Linked DNA regions of Mus musculus: region 2 is linked to region 1. Evidence: chromatin loops called from intact Hi-C (ENCODE). Cell type or tissue: left cerebral cortex. All regions are shown on one strand. Links, peaks and the distances in the headings refer to the core of each region. The heading gives the core; the rest is flanking DNA.

Evidence for each region. A loop is a pair of places that touch in the nucleus more often than their neighbours do. Peaks named below come from ENCODE experiments on the same cell type or tissue, not always from the same donor. Only the 100,000 strongest peaks of a DNase experiment are listed, where the experiment ranks them.
Region 2: it touches region 1 in a loop (2.7-fold over the local background); 2 of 42 quality-filtered maps call a loop at or near these places.

What each region holds. Positions count from the first base shown.
Region 1 is chr5:8,308,203-8,311,119 of GRCm38, forward strand. The region is part of intron 3 of Adam22 (a disintegrin and metallopeptidase domain 22); the gene reads right to left. Among named protein-coding and RNA genes, the nearest start is that of Adam22, 58 kb to the right of the region's middle. In left cerebral cortex, for the core only: no CTCF peak of the experiment used is centred there; DNase peaks (open chromatin) are centred at 1,774 and 2,260; H3K27ac peaks cover 1,052 bases.
Region 2 is chr5:8,223,227-8,226,143 of GRCm38, forward strand. All of the region lies in intron 4 of Adam22 (a disintegrin and metallopeptidase domain 22), which reads right to left. Among named protein-coding and RNA genes, the nearest start is that of Gm23993, 18 kb to the right of the region's middle. In left cerebral cortex, for the core only: no CTCF peak of the experiment used is centred there; a DNase peak (open chromatin) is centred at 1,273; H3K27ac peaks cover 209 bases.

The DNA of each region.
Region 1 (2,917 bases), core at 261-2,760:
CTATTAAATATAAACTGGGGTAAGGTCTTAGCTTCACCACATATCCTACTGGTGATTTCTTTGTATTTACTTAAACACTGTCCCTCAGTTTACTGTTGTGAATTCTGAATACATTTGTACAACTCAAGTACCAGAGTAAGTGAGACGTCTTTTAAAAAGTGAGAGCTTGAGGTGGGCTGTGGTGATGCATACCTGTAATACCAGCATTCAGGAAGCAGAGACAGGAGGATTCAAGTGTGGAGCCAGCCTGGAATACACAGCAAGAACTCATGTCATAAAATGACAAACAGAACTTTGTAGATCTCCCTTATTTTATGGTTTAGTGCTCTTTACAGGGTTCATCACCATTATCTGATTATAGTCACAACTCAGGCCTGGTTTCACTGTGTCTGAAAGATGCTAACAGATGCATCAGTCAAATATAATAATAATTCATAACCAAAAACTTCAACATCTTAGATTAAACACGTTTCTCAATCACAGGAGTTCTCAGCACATCTAAACTAATGGACTAACAGCACAAAATGTCACAATAAAATCATCCAGTCTATGGCAGAGGAAGGGCCCTCTCAGTGAAGGCAATACAAAAGCCCTTCCTGAAACAGAAGACAGCATCCTAGACTGTAAGAAGATCCTCAAAGACTTTCCAGCCTTAAGATAGATCTTCCTTTTGTAGGAGTAGACAACCAATGACTGGTCCAGTGAGACCCAGGCCATGCAAGGGAGCCAAGCCCTGACACTACCTAGAGGATAGACACACAAAAGTAGGATAGAAACAAACAGGACTGACAAAAGGTAAGAGTGAAGATGGAGGGGAGGGGAGGGGAGGGGAGGGGAGGGGAGGGGAGGGGAGGGGAGGGGAGGGGAGGGGAGGGGAGGGGAGGGGAGGGGAGGGAAGGGAAGGGAAGGGAAGGGAAGGGAAGGGAAGGGAAGGGAAGGGAAGGGAAGGGAAGGGAAGGGAAGGGAAGGGAAGGGAAGGAAAGTCAAGTCAATGAAATGATTCCTAAACTCATAGATTCGTGTCTAGGCCAATTGTCATCAGAGAGGCTTCACCTAGAAACTGATGGAAACAGATTCAGAGACCCACAGCCAAAGAAGGAATCCTGTGGAAGATGGGAAGGAAGGCTTATAAGAGCCAGAGGGGTCAAGGAGACTACAAGAAAAACCAACAGCATAATCTAACCTGGGCTCATCGGGGCTCACAGAGACTGAACCTCCAACCAGGGAACTTGCCTAGGCCCTCCACATATATGTTACAGTTGTGTAGCTTAGTGTTCATGTGAGACGCCTAACAGTGGTAGTAAGGGCTGTTTCTAACTGTGCTTTGGGCCCTTTCCCTCTACTGGATTACCTTGTCCAGTCTTAATAGGAGAGGAGGTCTAGTCTCACGGCAACTTGATATGCCATGGCTGGTTGACATCCATGGTAGGCCTGTCCTTTTCTGAAGAGAAGTGGAGGAGGAGTGGATGGTGGGGGTGGGGGTGGAGACTGGGAGGACAGGAGGGAAGGTAAACCACAGTTGGGATGTAAAAGAAATAATAAAAAAAATTAAATCTGTATCTTCCTCAATTTCCCTAATGGGAATCTTCTGTATTCTCAAGCCTTGTATCTGCCTGTCTCAAGTCCACGCCGTCCATAGAGACCTAGCAACTCCAGAGCTAGAGGCTCCGGAAAGGCAACTTCCCAGCTCCACAAGGCCCTCTCCATACAAATCCAAGAGGCATACATAATAAAGAGTTTGTCCCAAAGTTCACCAATCTTAGAAACTTGCTTTAGGAACATTTAAAATAACTCAAAGAATGCCAGCTGCCCTTCAACAGTGACAAGTTGTTGGTGTTTAAGTTTCTGGAAATAGTTGTCTTTTCACTGACAGTATTCTTAAAGAGCAGCTATCTCCAAGGGGAGACTATATTCTGACTCCATTTTCAAATTTGAAAGTCAAATGTTCTCAACATCGTATTTAATTCTCACATTAACTCTGCCTTTTTTGAAAAATTCAAAAAGTGTGGGGTTATTTTTATTTACTTTTATTCTGTGTGCATGAGTGTTTTGCCTGCGTGTATGAAAATATAACACATGCATGTATTGCTCAGAGGTCAATGGAATTACATCCCATTATGTGGGTGCTGAGGACTGAATATGGGTCCTCTGCAAACGCAGCAAGCGCTCTACGCACTGGTCCAGGCCCTGAAAAAGTGATTAGTAGTGTCCGTCAAGCTTAAAGGAAGAAAGCCAAACGCATTTCCACAGAAGGTTTGAGTTGCGGCAGAAGCAGCGTACCAGTCCACCTGATTCCCAGTTATTGCCCCACTTGTGTTCCTAAGCACTCCTAAAGCCCTAAACTCTCTGCTTCACTTTCTCCTTCAGTAAATAGAATTATCATAAGGTTTAAATAATAATGAATAAAATGTTTCTGCAACCCAGGGAGCAATTGTAAACTGTTCCCTTCTTCCCTGGGTTAGAGCTGTTTAGCTTTCTGCCTATTAAAATCTCTTAAAGTTGTTTATTCTAAATCTCCTAAGACTCCCTGTTCCCCTCGGGGGCAGTCACAACATGCTTGCTGTAGCTGTCTGCCCTTTCCAAATAAAATGTTACAAAAACGTTATTGGGTTTTTCATGGTTTTTCTCTGCTCGGCTTTTCCTTCTGAGCCCTTGGTCACAGAAACGGAATAATTTCACAATGTGTGAAGCTACCGTGTTGGCAATGACGTGCACATTCCTGACAAAGAGCTGCAGGTTCTAACCAAAGGCTCCTACGCCTCCCAGGTTTGCATGCCCTCATTTCACCTAGGATGGTGTTTCTCTGATGCTGTTACTTTTTTTCCAGCCCAACCTCCTATGGAATGAATAATGTGTTGGGCTAAGATCAAGAAACAAGTGAAAAATGATCTCATAAAATAGTCATCTAGCCAGCCCC
Region 2 (2,917 bases), core at 288-2,787, 85 kb before region 1:
TGTGTGTGTGTGTGTGTGTGTGTGTGTGTGTGTGTGTGTGCTTGTGTGTGTGTGTGGTATTTCAAGCTAGCTAAAGTAACTTCCTGTTTGATTGTAATTACTCTAACAACAGTGTACTCTGAAACAAAAAGAAATTGCCAAGAGTAGACTGGAAGACACTTCATAATGAAAAGATTAGTTTCAGAATTAAACTAGAAAAGCTCCTGCTGCTATATTAGACCTATGTACAAAACACAATTCGTTGGTGTTACTTTGTATGTATATGTGTATGTATATGTGTGTGTGTGTGTATGTGTGTGTATATATATATATATATATATAGAGAGAGAGAGAGAGAGAGAGAAAGAGAGAGAGAGAGAGAGAGAGAGAGAGAGAGAATGCCTTTTAAGACCTATATAAAAGATCTTGAATATTAACAAACGAAATAATTCTTTGGGCAGAGAAACTTTGCACTAAAGAAAAAATAAAAAAGGGACTCCCTACTAAAGCTTGAGAGCCAAGCTTGGGGACAGAACTCAAGCTGCCAGCAGCTGTCACTTTATTTTCTGTACGCCCAGCACTACGATACCTGACCTGGTAATGGGCCAATATATTTTCTTTAGAGTACAGAGTTCAGATGACTCGTAATCTTTATAAGTCCATTAAGGCAACTGATGCATTATACATGATGAGGGTCCTACAGCTACCTCGCTTTAGTCCATCAGAATAGGAAATTCACTTAATCCCCAAAGAATTCTTTTTTCTATAACTCAAGGAGAATCAAGTCATGAAACCGGAGACCTTCCTGAACCATGCTGATTACAGTATGGTCGAGGAGCATATGCTTGCACAAGCCTTCCAGAGAGGAAGTGTGCACCCCATCAAGCCCACAGAGGAGATGGGAAATACACAGATGCTTGGTAGTAGACAAATTGTACAGTGAGCTCACTGACCTGAAGAGCTAATGTGTGTGAGGGAGGACCAAACATTTTCTCCATCCCTTTATTAGATTTGTGCGGCTCCTTTGTGTGTTGAGAAGAAGGGAGAGGGTGGGGAAGGAGGGTGGGCATTTTAAAGCACTTTGGCAAGGATGTAATCAAATCTCTTCAAGTTTCTGGCAAGATGATGATATGTTTCAGCTTCATTACTCTTGCTCATAAAATTTCACATTTTCTCCAGATGCAGATAAATGTATATGTAGGCCTAAGATGGGCCGGAGAATGGAGCATGTGTCTGCCGTGTGCACAGCAGCAACATATTTCAGACACAATGGCTTGGAAATCACTACGCTCCCCTGTAATGAACAATGCACCATTGAACTTCTATAGAGAACAAAGCGGGGCTAAAAATAGACACACAAACAAATGGTTGAGAATATAGGGCATCCTTTGCAGGCATGTGGAATTCTTTGGAAGAATGGAAACTTTTTTAGAGAATAATTGAGACTCATCTGAGCCAATTACATCTCCACATTACAACTTACTAAATACAACTGTCAAAGGAGATGTTATTGAAATACTAGAGTCAGAAAAATTACATTTTAATTCCTCCACTATTATTGTTTCCAGAAAGCTCTGGACTCTGGTGGATAAAAACACAAATCCTACCACCAGGCTTCTTGACTCCAAATTCTTAGGCCAGTGTGTTCAACTCTGTGTCAGTTTCTTCACATGCAAACTGAAGATAACAAAGAAAAGACTACTTAATGCATGTGCAAAACCTGCCCACTAGTATCCAGTACATAGCACGTACTTGCACTACTCCAACTATAGTGAGTTCGTTCATTATTCCTCAGTCCAGTTATTAGTATTAGTGTCAGGTCATCATGTATCTTAGGTCAATATTAAGACAATAGGAACCCTGTAGTAGTAACATCAGCATTATAATAAGTATTAACTTGTAAAATACATAATTTGGGGGAATGTAAAACAAGAAAATAGTCTTTTTGTTTCCCTGGCAAGGTCTTTCTATGTAGCCCTCGATGATCTGGAACCCACTATGTAGACCAGGCTGGCCTAAAATCACAGAGAGCCACCTCTACCTGCTGGGATTAAAGGGGTATGCCACCATAGCTGCCCTAACCATCATACCATACCATTGAGAACAAGTGTTTCATTTACTGGAGAAAACATGCTAACAGTAGCCTCTCTGTGGGAGCACAATGGGATTATATTAGTTAGAAAAAGCCATTAACTCTCCCAAGCAACTAGCAATAAATAACTGGACTCATACTTACCCCCAAACCAAGACTTAGTTTGAAGCCTGAGTTATTAGAAAGTCAACTAAAGTTCACTTTTCCTACAGGACACTACTATATAGTGAATTATGAGTCAAAAAGAATCAGTGTCCCAAGATTCTAATTCACCAAAACTGTTTAGTCCAGCTATACTTTAATTCAGGATTTTAAAATACCTTTGGAAAATAGCATGGTTCTTGCACCTGTGGCCGAGAAAACTGAGTGTTCCTTTGGGCTCGATTCATCCGTTCAAACAACAATGTTTTAAAAATGAGTGTCAGGTCAAGCCCGCAGGACCCAAAGGACAAGGCTTCCAGGACCAGCCCTATTTGCCAGTAAGAGTGTTTCTGAATAAAAAGATACTAGAATTCAACCCCTCTGCCACCTACCATGAAGTTCAATTCAGTTATTTATTTATTAAATGGTCATAGATTAAACCTACTTTACATTTGTCATTTCGAAAGTCTACAGCTCATTCTTATAGAATCATTCTATTTGGTACACACACACACACACACACACACTCACACTCACATGTAATGATAGAGGGACTGATGCATGTCTGCAATGCCAGCACTGGGAAGATGAAGGTAACCAGAGTAGACATTTAATACCAACCTCAGTCACATACTGAGTTCAAGGCCAGCCAGGGTCACATGAGCCTCAGTTTCAAAAATTTAAAAAAAAATAATTTTTTTTCCT